3 separate regions of the Homo sapiens genome follow, and regions 1 and 3 are each linked to region 2. A link is a loop called in an ENCODE intact Hi-C map of the cell type or tissue named here. Cell type or tissue: GM12878. All regions are shown on one strand.

Region 1 (8,000 bases), 180 kb after region 2:
CGTGTTTACTCAGCACTCCTGGGGGTCACTAGAAGCTCCACTTTGGATCCTGCTTCTGACATTATCTGATAAAAGAAAAACTTCAGCTGAGTTAAATTTAAAGGAGTTTAATTGAGCAATGAACGATTCACGAATTGGGCATCCCCAGAATCACAGCAGATACACAGAGACTCCAGGGGTGCCTTGTGGTCAGAACAAATTTATAGACAAAAAGTTAAAGTGATGTATGGGAATCAAAAGTGAAGTACAGAAACAGTGAGGTTGGTCACAGCTCTGCGTTTGCCTTGTTTGAACACTCAGCAGTCTATGAGTGGTTGAAGTATGACCACTGGAATGGCCAACACTCAACTATTGTTACGGTGCATACTATTAAGTTAGGTTTTCAATTTTGTCTGGCTATTAAGCTAGGTTACAGTTCATCTACAAGGACTCAAATATAGAAATACAGAGTCCTTCTCAGGCCATATTTAGTCTGCTTTAACAGATGCCTGTATTAATCTGTTCCACACTGCTAATAAAGACATACTCAAGACTGGGTAATTTGTAAAGCAAAGAGGTTTAACGGACTCACAGTCCCACAAGGCTGCCTCACAATCATGAAGGAAAGTGAATGAGGAGCAAGGTCACATCTTACATGGCAGCAGCTAAGAGAGAGCTTGTGCAGGGGAACTCCCATTTATAAAGCCATCAGATTTCATGAGATGTATTCACTACCACAAGAACAGAATGGGGTAAACTGCCCCCATGATTCAATCTCCACGTGGCTCTGTCCTTGACAGGTGGGGATTATTACAATTCAAGGTGAGATTTGGGTGGGGACACAGCCAAACCATATCAGTGCCATACTAGCAGAGTCAAGCCGAGTTGAACTGGGACCACTTCACACACACACCAAAAGTTACTAGCACTTAAAGTGGGTATATCATTTAGAGGGAAGTCTGTCATTGTCCCTGTTCCAGGACCAGAGCTGTGGCTCAGAGATTTTGCCCAAACGTAGAGAAGCACGCTGTATAACAGAATACTTAAAATCTCTCCCCAAAGAAATTGACTTCATTTCCAACAAACCATGGACAATTTCAAGCCTAAAGTCACTCTCAAAAACAGTGAAAGTTTGTGAAAAGCAATTGGGAAAAAATTGATAGATTTGTTAGAGATATAGCCTAAGTTGTAAGCTGGATGATTTGCTATAGAGAAATAGAAAGCAAGACATCTGGGAGGAACCCTCTTAGGGTCAAAACAAATCTCAAAAACTGACCTCAGGAACAATTTTTTAAGAAGAGCCCAAATTTTTGGGTCAGTTTGTAAAACAATCTATATTCCAGGGCATTGTTGAAAGCAACAGAGCCATCAGCCAGCAAGTAAGTAGTGGAGCATAATACCTGGGTATGACCAGAGAAAAAGACAAAAGAGAGCTCTCCCAAATCCACTGTGTTGCCAGCTGACTGTGAGCATATCAAACTGCATCCCCTGAGAAACAACTTTATAGACTTTATGCTTCAGAGGAAGAAATAAATTACACCAAAATAATCTAGTCAATCAACAAACAAGTAAATAAGCAAATAACAACAAGCCCCAGAAGACCAGTACCCAGTATTATTACAATATACTACCTAAAATTTTTCAACAAAAAATTATGAGACATATAAAGAAGCAGGAAAGAATAAGCAATACACTGAAAAAAAATTGTAGACAACAGAAACTGCCTGGAAGACTTACCAGATGTCAGATTTAACAGACATCAGATGTCAGATTGAACAGAAAAAGTTTTCAAAGTAGAGATTATAAATAATTTCAAATAATATTTTCAAATAAAATGGGCCATGATTTAAAAAGTATGATTACAATGTCACATCAAAAGACACCTAAAAGTGAAAAAGCTAAAGCTAAAGACAATAAGAAAATTTTGACTACATCAAGATAAAAATGACTCATCACTTAGACTGAAACTCCAGGAAGATTAACAGCTGATGTCTCAGCAGAATTAATTGAGGCCAGAAGGACAACATATTCAGAATGAACCAAAAAAAGCAATTATTAACCAAGAATTCTATATCCACCAAAATAAGGTAAAATAATGACATGTCCTAATAAAAACAGAGGGAATGTGTTGCTAGCAGACCTACCTTATAAGAAGTACTAAAAGAAATTCATGCTACAAACAAGTGAACCCTGAGAGTAATTGGAATATATATATGAAAAAAGCAAAAAGAACCAGGAAAGGTAATTATCTAATTGTAAAAGTCAAGGCATTTCTTTTCCTTTCTTCTTCTAAAAGATTTTAAAAGTAATTGTATAAAGAAGTATATAATGTGATGTTGAGCCTATAACATAAAAATGTAATATTGGTCAATAATAGAACAAAAGAGGTGGGTGGGGGCAAAGCTGTATTGGATTAAGGAAATGACTTCAGATGGCAACTTGTATGCACAGGAACAAATGAAGAGAACCAGAAATGATAAATTAAAAGGCTAACACAACAAAAGCTATAAATGTGTGTGTGTGTTTGTGTGTGTCTGTATTTGCTCTCCTCAATATCCTTAAAAAACATAAAAGCGTGTAAATTTATCATTACAACAATGCATTGTTGGGTTTGTAATATTCAGATATTAGATGTAATAGATGTAATATGAATAAGAATAGTATCACAAAAATGGGGGGAAGGGAACAAAGGTATATAGAAGTAACATTTCTGTATCTCACTAGAATTAATTTAGTATAAATCTCAAACTGATTATTATAAGTCACAGTGTATATAGAAAAACCCTAGAGTAACCACTAATAACTCAAAAATATAGTGAAAAAATAATTTAAAAAATTAAAATGCTACATTATAAAATATTCACTTCATGCAAAAGAAAGCAGTAAAGCAGAAACAGAGGAACAAGAGAAACATGAGATATATAAAAAACAAAAATGGCAAACATAATTCCAACTATATCAATAATAGCATTAAAGGTGAATGGACTAAATAATCCAGTCAAAAGGCAGAGATTCTCAGACTAGATCAAAAAACAAGAGTCAATACATGCTATCTATGGGAAACACACTTTAGATTCAAAATACAAATAGACTTAAAGTAAAAAGATGAAAGAGAAATATCATGCAAACAGCAACCACAAGAAAGTTGGAATGGTTATACAATTACCTGACAAAATATACCTTAAAACAAAAGATATTACTATAGATAAAAGAAGATGTTTTTTAAAAGGTCAATTAACCAGAAAGATACATCAATCAAAAATATATATGCACCTAACAACAGAGCACCAATACATATGAAGCATAAATTGATTTAAATGAAGAGAGAAATAGACAATTCATCAATAATTGGGTACTTCAATACCCAATTTTCACTCATGGGTAGAACACTAAGCATAAGAACCACAAGGGTGTAGGAGATAAAAACAGACATAAGCACCACCTACTGGCCTGGAAGTTGAATGGTGCAACACAACAGGAAATCTGCTGACTCAAGTGCAGAGTACTGGAGAATGAAATAAGCTTCCTGAGACTTCCATCACCCTGAGCCCACAGGAGGCAGTGAGTGAGGCTGCTCACATGCTTAGCACATCACTACAACAACCAGCATTTGAGAAAGTCACCATACAAAGGCTATTACCAAAGAATTTATACAGACTCTTTGCCACTGAAAATACCCAGAACCAAACCCAAAGGACACTACACCACATCATACAGTACAGACACCTCCTCAAGGGGGCAAAATAATCCTGTCCAAAGGGAAGCAAAATTAAAAAATAAGAAGGAGAGACAGCTTATCCAGATAAGAAACAACCAGGGAAACAACTCTGAAAGTATGGAAAAAACAGAATGTAACAACACCCCCAAAGGGGAATACTAACTCCTCAGAACAAATCCTAACCAAAATGAAGTCTTTGAAATATCAGATAAATAATTCAAAATACTGATTTTAAAGAAGCTCAGTGAGATCCAAGAAAAAGCAGAAAACCCATACAAATAGAAAAGCAATTTAGGACATGAAAGAAGAGATAAATGTCATTTAAAAAAATACACACACACAAAACTTCTAGAAATAAAAGATTCAGTCAAGGAGTTACAAAATACATTGAAAGTGTTAACAATAGGCCAAGTGGAAGAAAGAATTTCAGAGCTGGAAGACAGGTCTTTCAAATTAACTCAGTCAGACATAATATTTAAAAAATTTTTTTTAATGAACAAAGCCTTTGTGAAATATAAAAGTGTACAAACCTGTAAGTTATAGGTATTCCAGAGGGAGAAGAAGAAAAAGCAAAAAGTGTGAAAAACCTATTTGCAGAAATACTTCAAGAAAACTTCCCTGGTTTTAGGAGAGATTTTGACATCCAGATACAAGAAGCTCAGAGAATTTCTGGATAATACATTGCAAGAACTTCACCAAGACTATCCAAAGTCAATGTAAACAAAATAATCCTGAATGGCAAGAGAGAAGTGTCTAATTGCATTTATATATATATAATCATATCGGACTAGTAGCTGTCTTCTCAGCAGAAAACTTACAATCCAGAAGAGATTGGGGGTCTATTTTTAGCATCTTTAAAGAAAAAAAAATGCCACCCAATAATTTTATATCCTGTCAGATTAAGCTTCATAAATCAAGGAGAAATAGGGAATTCATCAACACTAGACTGGTCCTCCAAGAAATGCTCGAAGGAGTTTTGTTTTTGTTGTTGTTGTTTTAGTAGAGATGGTGTCTCACTATGTTGACCAGGCTGGTCTAAAACTCTTGGCCTCAAGCAATCCTCCCACTTAGCTTCCCAAAGTGCTGGAATGACAGGCATGAGCCACTGCCCAACCTCAAAGGAGTTCTAAACATGGAAATTAAACAACAACATTCACCATCATAAAAGATCACATAAGTAAAAAGCTCACAGACCTTATAAAGCAATTACACAATTGAAATCCCAAGGCAATCAGCTAACAACAACATGATAGAAACAAAACCTCACATATCAATATTAACCTTGAATGTATGTGGCCTAAATGCTCCACTTAAAAGATACAGAGTGGCAAACTGTATAAAAAAGGAAAACCCAAACATGTACTGCCTACAAGAGACATACATACTGGCTAAAGACAGCTATAGAATCAAAGTAAATGGGTTGAAAAAGATATATCACGCAAATGGAAAACAAAAGCAAGAGAGAGTAGTCATCCTCAATCAAATAAAACAGACTTTAAACCAACAACAGTTAAAAAAAAAAGGGGGCAAAAAAGGTCATTATAAAATGATAAAGAAGTCAATACAACAGGAAGATTTAACTATCCTAAATATATCTGCACCCAACACTGGAGCACCCAGATTCATAAAATAAATACTACTAGACCTAAGAAAACATATTGATAGCAATATAATAAGAGTGGGGGACTTCAGCACCCCACTGACATCACTAGACAGATCATCAAGGCAGAAAATCAACAAAGAAACTCTGGACTTCAACTGGGATGTAGACCAAATGAATCTAATAGAGATTCACAGAACATTTTATCTAACAGAATATACATTCTTCTCACCTCCACATGGAATATATTCCAAAATTGACTATATATTTGCCCATAAAGCAAGTATCAATAAACTCAGAAAATCAAAATAATAACAAGTATCTTCTCAGATCACAGTAGAATAAAATTATAAATCAATACCAAGAGGAACTCTCAAAACTACACAAGTACATGAAAGCAAAACTACTTGCTCCCAAATGACCTTTGGGTAAATAATAAATTAAGGCAGAAATTGAAAGACTTCTTGAAACAAATAAAAATAGAGACACAACATACTAAAATCTCTAGTATACAGCAAAAGCAGTGCTAAGAGGAAATTCTGTAGCATTAAATGCCCTTATAAAAAAAGATAGAAAAATCTCAAATTAACAACCTAACATTGAACCTCAAGGAACTAGAAAAATAATAATAATCCAAACCCAAAACTAGTAGCAGAAAAGAAATAACAAAGATCAAAGCAGAACTAAATGAGATTGAGATTATTTTTAAAGACATAATGAATCAATGCGACAAAAAGTTAGTTTTTTAAAAGGATAAACAAAATTGATAGATTGCTAGCTAGATTAACCAAGAAAGAGAGATTCAAATAATTATAATCAGAAATGAGAAAAGGGACATTAAAAATGATGCCACAGAAATACAAAAGATCCTCAGAGACTACTATAAACACCTCTATGCACACAAACTAGAAAACCTAGAGGAAATTGATAAATTCCTGGAAACCTACAACCCTCCAAGATTGAACCAGGAATAAATAGAGATCCTGAACAGACCAATAATAAGTAATGAAATTGAGTGAGTAATAAAAAAATCTTTCAACAAATAAAAGCCCAGGACCGGAGAGATTCATAGCCAAATTTCACCAGATACACAGAGAAGAGCTGCTACCAATCTTACTGAAAATATTCCAAAAACTCAAGGAGGAGGGATTCCTCTGTGACTCATTCAATGAAACCAGTATCATCATGACACCAAAATCAGGCCAGTACACGCACACAGAAAAGCAAACTACAGACTAATATCTCTGATGAGTATAGAGGCAAAAATTCTCAAGAAAAAACCAGCAAACTGAATCCAACAGCACATCAGAAAAATAATTAATTATGATCAAGTGGGTTTTATTTCTGGGATGCAAGTACGGTTTAACATCTGCAAATTGAAAAGGGTGATTCATCACACATACAAAACTAAAAAGAAAAACCATATGATTATCTCAATACATGAAAAAAGGCATTCAATAAAATCCAAAGTCCCTTCATAATAAAAACCCTCAACAAACTAGGCATCAAAAGACCATACCTGGCTGCTCTGCCTATGGAGTAGCCACTATTTTATTCCTCTAAAAAAAATAAAAATAAAAATAAAAAAGTACCTAAAAATATAAGACCCACCTACAACAAACCCACAGTCAACATTATACTAAATGGAAAAAAGTTGATTGCATTACCTTTAAGAACTGGAACAAGACAAGCATATCCAATCTCAGCATTCCTATTGCACATAGTACTAGGAGCACTACTCAGAGCAATCAGGTAAAAGAAAAAAAGCATCCAAATTGGAAAAGAGGAAGTCAAATTATCTCTGCCCACTGATCACATGACCATATACCTAGAAAACCCTAAAGACTCCTCCAAAAACCCCTAGACTTGATAAACAAATTTCAATATACAAAATAAACATACATAAATCGACAGCATTTCTATACACCAATAACATTTAAGCTGAGCGCCAAATCAAGAACTCAATCTCATTGGCAATAGCCACACACACACACACAAAATACCTAGCAATTAATTTAATCAAGAAGGTGAAAGATCTCTACAAGGAAAACTACAAAATACTGTTGAAATAAATCATAGATAACACAAATGGGGAAACATCCCACACTCATGGATTGGAAGAATCAGTATTGTTAAAATTACCATACTGCTTAAATTAATCTACACATTCAACTCCTATCAAATTACCAATGTCATATTCCACAGAATTAGAAAAAAATTCTAAAGTTCACATGGAATCAAAAAAGAGCCTGAATAGCCAAAGAAATCCTAAGCAAAATGAACAAATCTGGAGGCATCACATTGCCTGACTTCAAATTATAATACAAGGCTACATTGACTAAAACAGCATGATACTAGTACAAAAATGGCACAAATATCAATGGAACGGAATAGAAAACCTGGATATAAAGCCACAAACTAACAATCAACTGATTTTTGACAAAGTCAACAAAGATAAACAATGGTGAAAGGACACCCTATTCAATAAATAGTGCTGGGAAAATTGGCTAGCCATATGCAGAAGAATGAAACTGGACCTCTATCTCTCACCATATACAACAATTAACCCAAGATGGATTAAAGATTTAAATGTAAGACCTGAAACTATAAAAATCCTAGAAGAAAACATAGAAAAAACTATTCTGGACATTGGCATAGGCAAATAATTTTATGATGAAGATCCCAAAGGCAAATGTAACAGGA
Region 2 (8,000 bases):
TTTTGGGAGACTTTTCCTGACTGTAAAATACCTGCTTAAGGTAAAAAAAAAAAATGCAAAAAAGTATTAGAGGTGCTAAAAATCACTTGCCTCATGCTACACAAAGGTTCATAGTCCCACATAGGGTCAGGCACAGAGTCAGTCTCTAGAGGCATAAACATGTTGTAAAAGCTCTCTCTCATTGTTGCTAAAGGGCAGGAAATCATCCCAACTCAAATATCACCTTAGGCTTGAAACTTCTCTCCATTGGTCTAAACAGCTAACTTTCTTATGAGGGAATGAGTGTACTTCTTATTATCTAGAGAAACTAAGCACAGGTGCCTATTTTTGTATTTGTTTGCATGTGTTTGAGTGCTGTGTGCGTTCTAGAATAAGACAAAAAAAAACCCACTGTTTATTTTCTTGTTGCCAATGAGTGTCATCTTCATACAATATTAATGACACAGCCAAGTCAAGTGGTCACAACTTCTCTTTGGAAATGATCAAGAAACAGTAAGTGCAGGAGCCACAGGTGAAAGAAAAATGAGTAAGAAAACTTAGAATTGGAAAATATAATTTATTAACTTGGGTTTTCTTTTTTGCCACTTGGAAAATAGTATTATTACTACTCAGTTTTAGTGAGGGAGGACCAGTGAGCGCACCTTTTGAGAGGCACTGATACGATGGTTAATTTTATGTGTCCACTTAGCTAGGCCACAGTACCCAAATACTTTGTCAAGCATCATTGTACATGTCTCTGTGACTTTTTAAGGTGAGATTAACATGTAAGTCAGTAGACTTTGAGCAAAGGAGATTACCTCCATAATGCGAGTGGTCTCATCTAATCAGTTGAAGGCCTTAATAAAAAGAGACTGACCTCTTCCTCAGAAGAAGAAATTCTGCTAGCAGACTGCCTTTGCTCCCCTCCCTGGTTCTCCAGCCTGCTGGTCTACCCTGCAGACTTTGACTTTCCAAGCTGCCACAATCATGTGAGCCAATTCCCTAAAATAAACCTCTCTATATATACTTGTATACATCCTGTTGATTTTGGTTCTCTGGAGAACCATGACTAATACAACTGGGCTTAACATTTTATCTGGAGCTCCGAAAGAAGCTGAGGTCTTCACCAAGGTATTATGAAAGGAGCAAAGGGTGTCCTAAGAATATCTGAGTGTCTGCAAGGTGTTTAACTCGTGTTAAAGGGTTTGTGCTGGGCAGAGGACAAGGTACTTTTTTTTTTTTTTTTTTTTTTTGAGATGGAGTTTTTCTCTCGTTGCCCAGGCTGGAGCACAATGGCACGATCTTGGCTCACCACAACCTCTGCCTCCTGGGTTCAAGCGATTCTCCTGCCTCAGCCTCCCGAGTAGCTGGGATTACAGGCACCCGCCACCACACCCCGCTAATTCTTTTTGTATTTTTAGTAGAGATGGGGTTTCACCATGTTGGTCAGGCTGGTCTTGAACTCCCGACCTCAGGTGATCCGCCCGCTTCTGCCTCCCAAAGCACTGGGATTACAGGCTTGAGCCACAGCACCCAGACAGGACAAGATACTATTTTGAAGGGTATGTGCTTCCCAGGTAGAGCATTACAAAGGGCTCTTCTGGATGCAGCATCCCCGCTGCAATTGAGTGTCCTAACTTCTGTTTATAAAGGGGACCCCAACAGGAAGCACCCTGAGAAGTTTCCCCAGTTAGCCACCTTGAGGTAAAAGATTGAGTCTGGGGCTCCATGCCCTGCTTTCACGGAGCATAATAAAACTTCCTTAATCAGCCCACATGAAGTATGTGATGCTCTGATGAACCTGCATTCCTAGAGAGTTCACTGCTCCCCAGAAACAAGATCTTGCCTCAACTCTTACAGTGAAAAATCTTTATCAAGTGTAATCATTAAAATCTACCTCCCAAAGTATAAACACTGCAATTAAGCTTTACAAATGGAATATCTGGAAAGGTGAATAGATGATCAATAGGTACCTCAGTTCTTACCCAGGCCTGCCTCTTGTGGGCCTAGGCTCTGATGTAACCCACGTCTGCTATTACATATTTACCTTGAGGCACTGTGCCATTCCCAGAGTTAATCACAGACTTAGTTACACACAAATCTTTGTGTACAAGGGAACATGAGGAAATTAAGACTGTTTTCAAGTCATCCAACTGTGTGAAGGAGGCTACTGACGGGGAGTGGGAGGTAAAAGGGTTCCACAGGTAGGACTCTGAGCTCACAGCCACAGCCTCATCTCCCACATCCCCCCATCACTGTGAACTTTCTCATGCCTACGTAAGTTTGCTCATGCTGTTCCCTCTGCCTGGAATAGCCTTTATCATTGTTTTTCCATCTTGGTGGTGAATTCATGCTTCAAGGCCTAACTCAGATGCTTTTCTGTCTGCCAACCCCTCTTCAACATTTCCAGTCTCTATGAAAGACTGAAGTGAAAAATGAGTGAGCTTAATGGAGATCAAAATTATCTAGAAATGTAATTAATGCATTTATATGGTGGCATCTTTTTATGTAGAGGGTCTTTGTTCCCTGTCTTTATGTTGTGGCTATGTATTTGTTTTTCTAACACAATGACATGTTATTGTAGTGATTTCCAAACATCAGGGTTTCAAACACCACCTACAATTGTGTGTCATAACGGTCGGCCACCTGTCAAATTATTTACTTACTTTAAATATATATGTTTTTCTTGACTTGATGTTCTTAAGACTTATATACATACATTTTAAAACTAAACTTTAAAATATCTTTTTTAAATATAGCATCATTTGCCTTAAATAGAAGTTTTGCTTAAAAGCAAATTCCATAAAAACAAAATAGGAACTTCTGTCTGGAAAGATTTTGGACTTGAGATTCACTTTTTGGTTGTTAAAACGAGAGGTTTTTGCAACACAAAGGATAAATGTTTGAGGGGATGGATACCCAATTCTCCATGATGTGTTTATTTCACATTTCATGCCTGTATCAAAATATCTCACGTGTCCCATAAATATATATACCTACTACATACCCACAAAAATTAAAAATTAAATTAAAAAATAAAATAAAGAGAGACTAATGAGTGCTAGGGAAGCACTGAAGACAGACTAGCGCCAAACTGAGACTTTCTCCTTTGGAGATTCAGGATCAGAAAGGGAATTGTAAATGGAATCATCTCTATACTTAAGTGATTCTTTAACGCCACGTCTTTGACCAGGGGTGTTATAACCCACATTTTGAAAACTAACATGATAGAAATACTGCAGAACAGACAAGGAGACTGGGTTTGAATTCTATTTTGTGAGCACCTAAATTTGTCTTGCTTCTCGAGAAGTCATTTTTCTATCCTCCAACAGCCCCTCTTCCTGGTCTTATTTTTCTTATAAAATGAGGAGGTTGGTTATTTTACTCTTAAAGAGTTTGTGCAATTTTTATATTTTACCTTTATCATCATTTGTTTTCCAGACTTGCATTCATTCAACAAAATGTTTTGAGCTCATGCACCCGGAGTTAAGTGCTGGGAATATGGCCATGAGGAATCCATCCATGCCCTGATGAAGTTTATGATCTTTCTTTCCCCCTTATCAATCTTCCCCTTTTTAAACTACAGTGAGTTGAACATCTATCTTACTTATTTCAAAAGACTTAATAAAACTAAAGATAAGTGTAGCTTAAAATGTATTTAAATCCAGAGCTTTCAAAAAAAAAACCCACTCCTGCCAGAACGCATCCACGGTCAAGAGTGCAGTGGCAGTTTCTCAGAAGTCCACTAGAGGGCGCGCACATTTTTTTATTCCCCAAGAAAGCATTTATGTGGGTCCTGCCCCTGAAGTTTGGCGTTGGTGTCTCTTTTCCCCACATTTTATGCAACGTGGGGCAAGCGTGACGAGTCCTCAAGTTCTCTCACTCCACCAACCCATCCTTACCCCATGCCGTGACTTCTCCTCTGCCATAACGAAGAATTACTTTGCTCACACAACCACAACAGTTTCGTTTCTGTTTCCAGTATTTGCCCTTTTGACATTTTAGAAGAAATAAGATCCAAGTTTGATGTTGAAAAGAAAGCATTGATTTCTTTAGTGAGAGGATTTCTCCTCCCTATTTCTGTTTTCCCTAGTCGTGGGCGAAACACTTCTTTAAGGAGTTAGAGCAGCTCCTTTGAGCAAATCTTCCTGGGGAATCACAGGAATCTTTCTGAGCAGATGTTTTGGAGCTGACATTAGGCCCCTTGCTCGGCAGCATGTTGAGTTTTTGAGGCCCTGTCTTTCCTCTGAGTTTTATATTCTGAATTGACAAGTTCTTGACCTCCAACATTAGTTTGAGCAACCCATGACCAACCCTCCTCACAAACCATGATCCAAAAGAAACATCCAATAGTTTCCCCCAAGTTCTTTGCCTGGTGGTTGCCCTAGAACCTTAAGCCTCACCCTTTATTTGATTCCAAAATTCCCTTACCTCCAAATGTCCATTCTGAGCTTTCCTTGGGAGTAAGCAAAGACATTCATGAAATAAATTGTAAATATGCCCTATTGTACATGGATATGAAATTACCTTTTGGATGAACGCCTCTCCAGTTAACACAGGAAAGACTGGGAACATGGCTTGAGAAGAAAAAAAAAGTTGGGGGGAAGACAGGGAGGGCCTCCTTGCCCACCCCACCCCTGCTTTCTGTGTACCTTAGCCAGCTCACCCTTTAAGGAAATGAACAATTTTTTCTGTGTGTGTGCGAAAGGTGTCAGAAGTTTTCTGAGGCTGTAGCTTTATGCAAATATGCTACTCAAGAAGAAGGCTTTAGGGGAGAGTTATTTATATCCCACAGGCATTACACATGCAAAAGGTGAAACTGTGAATCTCTGAATTTCCAGGAGTGGATGTTCTTATGATAAGCACATCCTTGCGGTTAGCTATTTTGGTGGCCATATCTCACTGTCAGATTTTTGCAGGCAGGAGACTACATAATCATTCCATACTTTTATAATGACCCTAGATGTTTCTCTCCAATGGGACTTCATAACCTGAACTCCTCTTGGGCTTTAGATTTACTACTACCTTGGATTTGTAGTAATAGGTGCATTCATTTCTTTTACTCCTAAACAGGTACATCACTTAGCCATTAAAAAGTAATCTGGTGGCATGTTTATTGCTCTTTCATTTTCATATTGACTCCTGGAATTAGCCAAGAAAATGACCTTTTCTCTAGGAATTATTGCCCTGATCCATTGCTGGCTCACCCTGTCCAAAAATATAGACCATTCTCCAAATTGAAATATACATTAATCACCTCAGGAAATTGCTTCCCCCATTGGAAACTGATAGCTCTCATTGGAATGTTTCCAAAGCACAGCTGATGACAATTACGACTCACTGAAATTTCAGTTTTCTTTGATTGTGACATAAAAACTAGGACATAAATTAAAACCTAATTATCCTTTAAGGGTAATTGGGGTTACAAAACCGAGAGACTGTGAGTCAGTGTGTCAATATCGCTGGAGTACAGCATCTGTCCCCAAAACAGCCTTTCATATGAAATGCTTGTGGATAAGGTTATATCTGTGCACCGAGCATGCCAAGAGAGAACATCAAAATGGGTGATAGACTTGGAGACATATAGTTAGCTTCTAGGACATCTTGGAACAATTAAAGTATGCTAAAACTGCAGTGGGAAGGGGTTAAACAAAGTCCTGGCCTTCACCTGTAATGGTGTCCAATGTTGGAACAAGAACTTAGCACCAAGACTCCAGCCAGTATCTGACTCTCCAAACTTGGTTAAAGAGGTTTTTTCTCATCTGGAAGACAGGTGAGATCAGCTCTATTGTTTTATACAATCTACATCCTCAAAGTCTGTAAGAGAATAGACATTTTTCAGAAAGGGTGTGATCCACAAAAACTGCAGAAAAGAAAAAGATTTGTCACAAATCAAGTGTACAAAGAGAGCTTATTAAAGGAAGCCACGGATTATTATTAAATGCAGGGATTACTCACACATCTGCACATGTGGATAATCCCTGCATTAAGAATAATCCAGGGCCACCTACTAGGCCACCTCTTGATGATACCTCTTAGTGTGCTCTTTGGGTCAAATCCCACCCACTGAAATTTCCCAACATGGTACCCCAAAGCCTCTCATGACACAATCTGCCTCCCTCATTTTGGATTTTCCAAAAGATTTTACTCCCCTGTCTTCCCAGAGAATGTGTCACTCCCTCTCATTGTGCACTGTTCATGTTTTTAAAAGAGCACATGCCCATCATATGACTGTGAAGTTTTCCTCTTTGTCTCTGACATTCAGCTGAAAGCCCCTGAAGGGACTTGACCATATCTTATTCCTCTTTGTTTTCCTAGGGATGTTGTAGTTGGGCACATAGTAGAGCTCACAAAATGTTGCTGAACATAGTGCACCATTGACACAACATAATTCCAGATTTCTAACTTTGATTTCTGAAAGGTAAACATTGCTACAATGTATTAACCACACAGAAGACTCAAACAAACCCAACCCCCTTCCAAACAAAGCAGGTTTGTTTGTTTTTTGTTAGGGCACCCACTTCTACAAACAAATTTCTGGCCCCAGGATAACACAAAGAGCCAGAGTAGGATTTCAAGCAGAACTGTGTTTTCAGTTGATGTGTCAGTCCCCTGAGAGTCATGTGGAAAAAAAAAAAAAGAAAAAATTCAAGGTCCAGGTTATTTCCACCACTCCTGGGAAACCAGGCCTGGAGAGCTCTCTAGGGAAAGAGGTATGTCTGCTCTGGGCTTTTGCAACCTTATTTTATAATTCACTTTCTTATCTACTGCTTCACAAAACCAAAGGGAAATAGGTACAAACTGTATCGACAAAAGATCAGAACTGAATTCTCAATGGCAAAGGCAAGTGTACATTATAAATAGCAAAACAGCTGGCTTGGACCATGTTGCCGGCCAGTCACCCAGTTGAGGGATTTGAATGACATCATAACCCTCGAGAGGGTATTGCTAGCCAGCTGGTGTTATTTAGAATACACAAAAATCAGAGAAAGAAAACACACTCTGGCACACAGACTCCCTCTGTCATACACACACACACACACACACACACACACACACACACACACAGGTTTGAGTTATATGGAAAATTCAAACAACAGGAAAATTGTTTGCCCCCCAGGTACCCTTCTCCCAGAGTGGTGGGGTGGGGAGGGGACAGTGACAGGCAGCCTAGTAGAAGAATAAAGAAAAATGTTCTATTTCAGTTGGGTTTTACAGCTCGGCATAGTCTTTGCCTCATCGCAGGAGAAAAAGTATGAGACAGTGCCCTAAAGGGACCAATCCAATGCTGCCTGCCCCTCCATAGGTTCTAGGAAATGAGATCACACCTCTCACTTGGCAACTGGGACAAGGGGTCACCCGAGTGCTGTCTTCCAATCTACTTTACCCCAGTCACTTCAGGGTTAAAATTGTAGAGTTTGCTGGAGAGGGTCTTATCGTCCTTTCTTTCTTTTTTTGTTTTAAATAATGCATTTGCTCTAGAATCTAAAATTGCTCTCCCATCCCCCATATTCCTTTAATACTGGTAAGGTGTATTAGCAGACGTTTGTGTCTTCATGCCCAGCAGAAAGTTAATCAGAAAACAGATCCTTATTTTCTATGGCAGCATAAGTATTTTAATGTCTGCGAACCCTGTCACTAACACACATTCTTTTAAGGGAAAAAAATGCTTCTGTGCTCTAGTTTTAAAATGCAAAGGTATGATGTTATTTGTCACCATGCCCAAAAAAGTCCTTACTCAATAACTTTGCCAGAAGAGGGAGAGAGAGAGAAGGCAAATGTTCCCCCAGCTGTTTCCTGTCTACAGTGTCTGTGTTTTGTAGATAAATGTGAGGATTTTCTCTAAATCCCTCTTCTGTTTGCTAAATCTCACTGTCACTGCTAAATTCAGAGCAGATAGAGCCTGCGCAATGGAATAAAGTCCTCAAAATTGAAATGTGACATTGCTCTCAACATCTCCCATCTCTCTGGATTTCTTTTTGCTTCATTATTCCTGCTAACCAATTCATTTTCAGACTTTG
Region 3 (8,000 bases), 570 kb after region 2:
CAGAAGTTCTTCTTGGCTGCCCCCTTCTCCATTCTTCTTGTCTCGCTCTTGGGCCTTTCTTCTCTTTGCCACATTTACTGGCATGAAATGAATTTGAGATGTGAGCTTCAGTTCTGAGTCAGACTATATATCAAGTTGTGCCAGCAACAATAAAGGATGGTTTTCACCTGACTTGTTGAAACCATTCCACCTGGCATTACACCCACTACGAATGGGCAATTAGCAGCAAGAGCAAAAGGTGCGACCTCATGAGCAGGGAGAAACAAGGTGGCAGAATTTCAAAACCAAGGTCTTCCGTATTCACTTAGAGTTACTGTACATGGTGGTATAAAGGCCTCTCAGTAGAAGCACTTTGTTTAGTTCGGCTAAAAATCAGAGTATCTTAGTGTTAATGTATCAACTAAATCTTTATGATTTGGGTATATGATCTTTATAAATTGAATTTTATAAGTGCTCTCCTGATAAAAAAAATTATACAGTTCATTCACTAAGAATAAAATTTACAAATGAATATCCCCTGATTTCACTTTGTAATAAATGTACTGAACCTGAATTACTCATTTAGTGTATTTCCATAAATCTCACACAAATAAAACAAAAACGACAGAATCTGTACAAAAATAAGAGCTCTCCATTTTTTGTAACACCTTATTTTTTCTGTATATGAATTTGTTAATATAAAAAAATCTACTTAGAAAATTATAAAAACATCACTACAGTGTCATAAGGCTGTACATTCTCTAGGAAACACATCTTTAGAAATACAACTATTAGGAACTCGTAATGAAATTCAAGTCCTGGATGTGCTGCAGATGCATCCCAATAATCAGGGTGGCCTCAAAACCCTGTCTGTCCTCTGTAGCACTTTTAGAAATGGCCTGCGACATTCACTGAGTGAGACTGAATTCTTCTTTCTTCAAATATCACCATTGATTTCTGTGGATATCCTTAGGGTGACACTCTATTTTTAAAAATGAAAGAGAAAGGTTTAAAAGAAGTTAAACAATCCCAGCGTTGACAATGACATTTCCAACAGCTCTGCACCACCTAAGGAATGATCTCACTATGGTTTGTGCTATGCTTGAGTCAGGTCCTAAAGAATTTTCTTGGCTTTCTATATCCTTTGAGCTAATAATTCACTTGTTTCAAAATGTAAGATTTTTCCTGTGGACAAATCTGATATAGTCCCATCTTCTATCTGCTTTGGGAATGTTTTTTGAACAACACACTTTTATTTTTTATTTATTCATTTATTTATTTATTTTGAGATAGAGTCTCGCTCTTGTTGCCCAAGCTGGAGTGCAATGGCATGATCTCAGCTCACGACAACCTCCGCCTCCCGGGTTCAAGTGATTCTCCTGCCTCAGCCTCCTGAGTAGCTGGGAATACAGGCATGTGCCACCACCCCCAGCTAATTTTGTATTTTTAGTAGAGACGGGGTTTCTCCATGTTGGTCAGGCTGGTCTCGAACTCCTGACCTCAGGTGATCTGCCCGCCTCGGCCTCCCAAAGTGCTGGGATTACAGATGTGAACCACCACACCTGGCATACTTTTATTTTTAAAAAAGATATATTTACTTTGTATTATTTGGAACTAGTAAGTGAGACCTCCTAAAAGAAAACAACCAGGATACATGACTATTAACATCAAACAGCAGAGGACATATGAAAATCTCATTGGTGGGAGAGCTATTAAAGATGCCTCCCATTGGGAATAAGCTAACACATGAAGTTGCACAATCCTTACAGATTTTTCTCAAACACATTAAGGATAAAAAGAAAGTGCTCTTTTTGCAGTGAGCCGAGATTGCGCCACTGCAGTCCGCAGTCCGGCCTGGGCGACAGAGCGAGACTCCGTCTCAAAAAAAAAAAAAAAAAAAGAAAGTGCTCTTTTTAAAAATGCAAAATGTCTTCTGCAAATTTTTACTAATCCTAATTGTCCGCAATTTAAAACATTTGAATTGATAAACACCTACCTGGAAATCTTGGATGAAAGTTAGGAAGTAGAAAATAAAACCAAAGGCCACTGTCCATTCACAGATCGCACTCACTACGTGATATACATAATCCTAATGCAATAATAAAGAAACAGAATTTAGCCGAAAAAGACTCACTTTAATGTACATACTGAAATACAATGAGGAGTTTCAACCAAAGGAAAAAGCTGTCCAGTGAGCATAAGTCAGAACTTTGAGGATATACGGTAAGCACAACCACGTTACTAAGTGTCAGGGCACCTGCCCACTGAGAATGCGAAGGCAGGTATTCCAAAGTTCTTTCTGGCTCGCACAAACTCTTGTTTTAAGATTTAGTTTGTCACTTCAAAAGGTAGACTAAGGACTGCAAAATGGCTGAGACTGGGAAGCAAATTTGGACTCAACAGAAGAAAGAAATTTCCATACAAGGCATGACTTGGTCTCGCTCTGCTGAGAATCCCTAAGTGTAAGGCTATGCTTAACAAGCACTCTCGCAGTTGTTCCAAAGAAAGTGTGTACACATCTAGATGAACTTGGCCAACTAGTCCCCTAGGTTTCGTGTTTCCCTGTTTATATAGAAATGATCATTCAGGAAATAGTTCTGCTTAACATCCCAAGGTAAATACAGCTACAAAGAAAATGCTAATAATGGACATCCACATGTTAACTGTATATCTTCTTGGAGGCAAGAATGGGAGAATGGAAGCCAAGGAGAATGGCTTCAATCAGATGTTCCAAACTCAGTTGCCTATGGAGGCCAGAAAATTAACAATAATAAATAAAACTGATGGTTGTGAAAAGAGAGGGAAGTTAGGGAGCCCACGCCTCATCAGCTCAATTCCATGGGAAAATAATACACTAGTGTTGCTTTCAAAGGGGTTTAAAAAAACAAAACCGTGTGTGTGTGTGTGTGTGTGCGTGTGTGTGTCTGTGTGTCTGTGGATGTGTCTGTGTGTGATATCTCCTGATTTTTCAGTGCTGGAAACTAATTTTAAAACTCTGTTGCAATGGCTCACACCTGTAATCTCAGCACTTTGGAAGGCTGAGGCAGGAGGATCACTTGAGCCCAGGAGTTTGAGACCAGCCTGGGCAACATAACGAGACAAAAAAAAATTAGCTGGGTGGGGTGGCCTGCGCCTGCAGTCCCAGCTACTTGGGAGGCTGAACTGGGAGGATCACTTGAGCCTGGGGGATAGAGGTTGCAGTGAACCATGATTGCGTCACTCTACTCCAACCTGGGTGACAGAGCAAGACTCTGTCTCAAAAATAATAATAATAATAATAAAATAAAAATAAATAAAACTCTGAGTCAAATATGCATGTCTGCATTCTGATGTTAGCTCACATGCCAAATGAGGCCTGGGGACTGTCAGTGTGCCCCCTCTGATTTCCTACGTCACTTTCTGCTCTGCTGAAATGAGCAACTACCCCTAACTCCCTACACCCCCATGCCTTCTGAAGCTGCATACATGGGCTGCTCTGCCCTTGGCATGTGCTGTTGAGGGCTGAGCCCACTGCTCTTCTACCCCAAACTGCTGTAGGCTACAAGGGTAAGTAAATGTGCTGGATCACAGGGCAGCTCCATGGTGACAGTTGTTTTCTTTGATCCTGTTTTCATCCAGACAGATCGAGTGGAGGCACACCAAGCCCTCCGAGCGTCACTCTTCACTCTCCTTGTCATGGTCACACTCACCCACTGTTTTCATGCTAGGTCACACCGAGGAGGACCTGACCAGCCTACAGTAGGAGATACAGAACAGAGGCTTCCTCCTTCTGGTACCAGTACCAGGGGACCTGCCACATCCCGTATCATCCCTGAACAAGGAAGATGGCTTCTAAAAATAAAGGCAGAACTTTGGGGGGAATTTCTTAAGCATGATATTAGTGAAAGTACATGGAACCAAGAGTCCTGAATGCAGGCAAAGCCCTAATATCCTTGCTATGTGAAATGAGACAGTGACATTATAATTCTCACCTCCCCCTACCAAGTAAGTCACTGCATATAAATGTGCTGTGAAAGCTGTAAAGCACTACACAGAAGTTTGAGGCAGTACCTAAATGATTATTCAGTGAATTAATGTAAAGGGAAATTTTTTTACATCCTTTGATATTAGGAACAGAAGGAAATGCAAGAGTGGCGCAGTCATTTATGGAGTGAATAGAAAACCATGTGCTTTTCACATTTTTAAGATAGAAAGTGGAATATAACAGATTTTTAACTGCCTGGGAATATACTTCGATAAGCCCTTCCCAGCAGCGGGTTTGTGATAGAAGGTCTCCCCCGAGTGGCTGAAAAGTAAAGTACACCTGAACTGCTCCGCTATGCGGTCTCACTTTCAGAAAGAGGTTCTCTCCAACGGAAAGAGGAACTGAACCCCCTTCGCATGATGGGGCTAATTCCCCATATATAAGAAAGAAAAAAACCTGCCTTTTGCCTAGGTCTAACCTATTGACGAATTTGACCATTTTAAGGTTAGATTTTAAAGAAGGCTTTTTTTTTTTTTTTTGAGATGGAGTCTCACTCTTGTTGCACAGGCTGGAGTGCATTGGCATGATCTCGGCTCATTGCAGCCTCCAGCTCTCCAACTCCTGGGTACAAGCAATTCTCCTGCCTCAGCCTCCCAAGTAGCTGGGACTACAGGTGTGTGCCACTACACCAAAAATTTTTTTTTTTTTTAGTACAGACAGGGTTTCGCCATATTGGCCAGGCTAGTTTTGAACTCTAGCCTCAAGTGATCCACCCGCCTTGGCCTCCCAAAGTGTTGGAATTACAGGCCTGAGCCACCGCACCCGGCCAAGAAGCACTTTTTGATCTCCTGTCTGGATCATTCTCTTCCTCACCATCTTCTGTCTCTCTCTTGTCTTGGCAGGCTTCCATTACCTGCCAGAGTTCTCCATATTGGGAAATCCTGCTGTCTCCTCTAGCCACCCTGGTGTTCCTCCTTTACCTCTTACCTCCAGTCCAGAACAGGACTCAATAAACATTTGGTTGATAGCTGAATGAAAGAACCATCCCTCTCACTATTTAACTTCTTGCCATTGGCTTCTAACCTCGGCGTTTTACTGAAACTACTTTTTGACAAACATCACTGACTCCCTTATTGCCCAAATTGAGGGACTTCATTCCTAAAGGCTATTCAGCTGCATATGCCATAGTTAGCCATTTCCCTTGCCTTTGAAAAATGTCCTTTAGTCTCTGGGATCGTATCTCCTCTCATTCCATCGTTAGGATTAATTGCTATTGCTTCTGCATTTCCACAATGTGTTGTCTGAAGTCCAGTTCAGCATTTTTTTATTCTTCAAAGTATTACATTTAGCCATTGACAACTGGCTGTTTGCCCCTCTGAACTATAAAATCCCTCAGGATCCTCTATCCCATGGCCACCCTGCCCTCTATAATCTTTCACAGTCTTGCATGTGGTAGGGACTCATCAATGAGGTCTACCATACAGCACAAGTCTAGTTCTTCTCTCTGGTCCATGATCCCTTTACTTCTCCTTTGCTGGAGGTATTCTTCCACCTGATCCTTGGGGGAAAGAATCCTCTGTCTCTCACTAACTCTCTTCTTTCCTGGGGCATCCTTGATTCTCCTATAAGGCGTCTAGATGAACCACTACTACAGGTATCTAACAGGATGGGTTGATCTCAATGTCAAACATTTGGTTCCATGTGTTCTGATGCTTGGTCCAAAATGTCCTGGTCTACCCCATACTCTAACAACTCTACCCTACACTCTGACGACTCCCAGTCCCACCAGAAGTCTAGGCCCACCGGAGTGCAAGTGATCCTTCCACCTCAGCTTCCCAAGTAGCTGGGACTACAGGCGCATGCCACAACGTCTGGCTAATTTTTGTAGAGGCAGGATCTTACTGTGTTACCCTGACTGGTCTTCATCTCCTGGACTCAAGCAATCCTCCTGCCTCAGCCTCCCAAAGTGCTGGGATTACAGGCATGAACCACAGCACCTGGCCTAGGCCCATGTTTCTAACCTCGATATCTCATCATATCCTCAGAATCATCAACTCTAACCAAACTCATCCACTTCCACCTACTAAATTATTTATCCCTGTTAGGGGCCTTATTTCTGGTCAAGGGAATAAATTCTTTGGTTCACCTAAGATAAAAACTTAGAAGTCATCTTTGATTCATCATGCCACTTCATTCTTGTGTTAATCATTTGCCAACACCCATCAGATTTCCCCTATTTGAAACGTGAACTAGTAGAACTGCCTTCTCCTTGCCCTCCTAATGCCAAGCTCTCCAAGCCATCCCAGGCATTGCTTCTGTCTAACACTCATCTAATAATACTCTTTCTATTTGCTTTACCGTTCGAAAGTCTGCAGGTTGGGCGTGGTGGTTCACGCCTGTAATCCCAGCACTTTAGGAGGCCAAGGAGGGCAGATCACGAGGTGCAGAGATCAAGACCATCCTGGCTAACACGGTGAAATCCCGTCTCTACTAAAAATACAAAAACTAGCTGGGCATGGTGGTGCACGCCTGTAATCCCAGCTAGTGCCTGTAATCCCAGCTATTTGGGAGGCTGAGACAGGAGAACTGCTTGAACCTGAGAGGCAGAGGTTGCAGTGAGCCGAGATCGCGCCATTGCACTCCAGCCTAGGCAACAAGGGCGAAACTCCGTCTCAAAAAAAAAAAAAGTCTTCAAAGTCTTACTCTGGTCACCTAGGCCAAGTACAAGCCTCTCTGCCTGCCTCTTACAGCCACTACACCCTTGCACAGTTATCCCCGGCTGCAGTGATTTCTCACTCTATCCTGAAATGAACTATCCACCACACTGGAGCTGGTATCATCCTCTCTACTTAACATTCCACGCTCCCTTTCACCACCAAACACCTTCATTCACACTGTCCCTCTACCCTCTTTTACTAAAGATAGATAGTTGAAGTGTTTAAGAAAGAAATTAAAGGCCAGGTGCGGTGGCTCACACCTGTAATCCCAGCATTTTGGGAGGCCGAGGTGGGCAGATCACGAGGTCAGGAGATCGAGACCATCCTGGCTAATACGGTGAAACCCCATCTCTACTAAAAATACAAAAAAGTAGCCGGGGGTGGTGGCAGGCGCCTATAGTCCCAGCTACTCAGGAGGCTGAGGCAGGAGAATGGCATGAACCCGGGAGGCAGAGCTTGCACTGAGTCAAGATTGTGCCACTGCACTCCAGCCTGGGCGGCAGAACGAGACTCTGTCTCAAAAAAAAAAAAAGAAAGAAAGAAAAGGAAGAAATTAGAGGGACGGGTGCGGTGGGTCACGCCTATAATCCCAGCACTTTGGGAGGCCGAGACGGGGGGATCACTTGAGGCCAGGAGCTCCAAACCAGCCTGGTCAACATGGGAAAAACCCTGTCTCTACTAAAAATACAAAAATTAGCCAGGCATGTGGCGCACGCCTGTGGTCCCAGCTACTCGGGAGGCTGAGGCACAAGAATCACTTGAACCCAGGAGGCAAAGGTTGCAGTGAGCTGAGATCACGCCACTTCACTCCAGCCTGGGTGACAGAGCGAGACTCTGTCTCAGAAAAGAACAAAACAAAATCAAAAATTAGCTGGGCCTTGTGGCAGGTGCCTGTAGTCCCAGCTACTTGGGAGACTGAGGCAGGAGAATCGCTTGAGCCTGGGACACAGAGGTTGCAGTAAGCTGAGATTGCACCACTGCATTCCAGCCTGGGCAACACAGCAAGACTCTGTCTCAAAAAAAAAAAAAAAGAAGAAGAAGAAGAAAGAAAGAAATTAGGAACTCAAAATTTTGAAAATACTTCCAGGAAGCATTTGGAATTACCCTGATAGCTAATTACTACATACTGCCAAATGATTGGACAGTAAATTGATTACATGCCATGTTTATTTGACATTTTGCAACTTGTTCTAAGGAACGGCAGTGATCTTCCCTATGCCTAGCCTGGCCACAAGCTCACATAACCACGTCCGACAACCACATTCACAACAACTTAAATGTTACCTTTTCTCTTGGATTCCACTCCAGCTTGGTTATGGAAATTAGTGAAGCACAGACAA

Evidence for each region. Peaks named below come from ENCODE experiments on the same cell type or tissue, not always from the same donor. Only the 100,000 strongest peaks of a DNase experiment are listed, where the experiment ranks them.
Region 1: it touches region 2 in a loop (6-fold over the local background); 17 of 110 quality-filtered maps call a loop at or near these places.
Region 3: a loop joins it to region 2, with 5 times the contacts of the local background. A loop is called at or near these places in 14 of 110 quality-filtered maps.

The regions. Positions count from the first base shown.
Region 1 is chr12:102,296,697-102,304,696 of GRCh38, reverse strand. LINC02456 (long intergenic non-protein coding RNA 2456) reads right to left here. Exons shown (of 13, transcript XR_007063427.1): 4 at 1-65. Among named protein-coding and RNA genes, the nearest start is that of LINC02456, 21 kb to the right of the region's middle. In GM12878, a CTCF peak has its summit at 3,429 (motif pointing left); a DNase peak (open chromatin) is centred at 3,426.
Region 2 is chr12:102,480,395-102,488,394 of GRCh38, reverse strand. It overlaps IGF1 (insulin like growth factor 1), which reads left to right and starts at 7,832. Exons shown (of 4, transcript NM_000618.5): 1 at 7,832-8,000. It overlaps LINC02456 (long intergenic non-protein coding RNA 2456), which reads right to left. Exons shown (of 13, transcript XR_007063427.1): 11 at 4,507-8,000. RefSeq lists enhancers at 3,951-4,010, 4,543-4,602. In GM12878, a CTCF peak has its summit at 3,739 (motif pointing right); DNase peaks (open chromatin) are centred at 3,874, 4,224 and 4,784; H3K4me3 peaks cover 1,727 bases; H3K27ac peaks cover 5,344 bases.
Region 3 is chr12:101,914,177-101,922,176 of GRCh38, reverse strand. It overlaps DRAM1 (DNA damage regulated autophagy modulator 1), which reads right to left. Exons shown (of 7, transcript NM_018370.3): 5 at 7,945-8,000; 6 at 1,976-2,068; 7 at 1-961. The coding sequence ends at 917. Among named protein-coding and RNA genes, the nearest start is that of DRAM1, 41 kb to the right of the region's middle. In GM12878, a CTCF peak has its summit at 4,273; a DNase peak (open chromatin) is centred at 4,286; H3K27ac peaks cover 2,027 bases.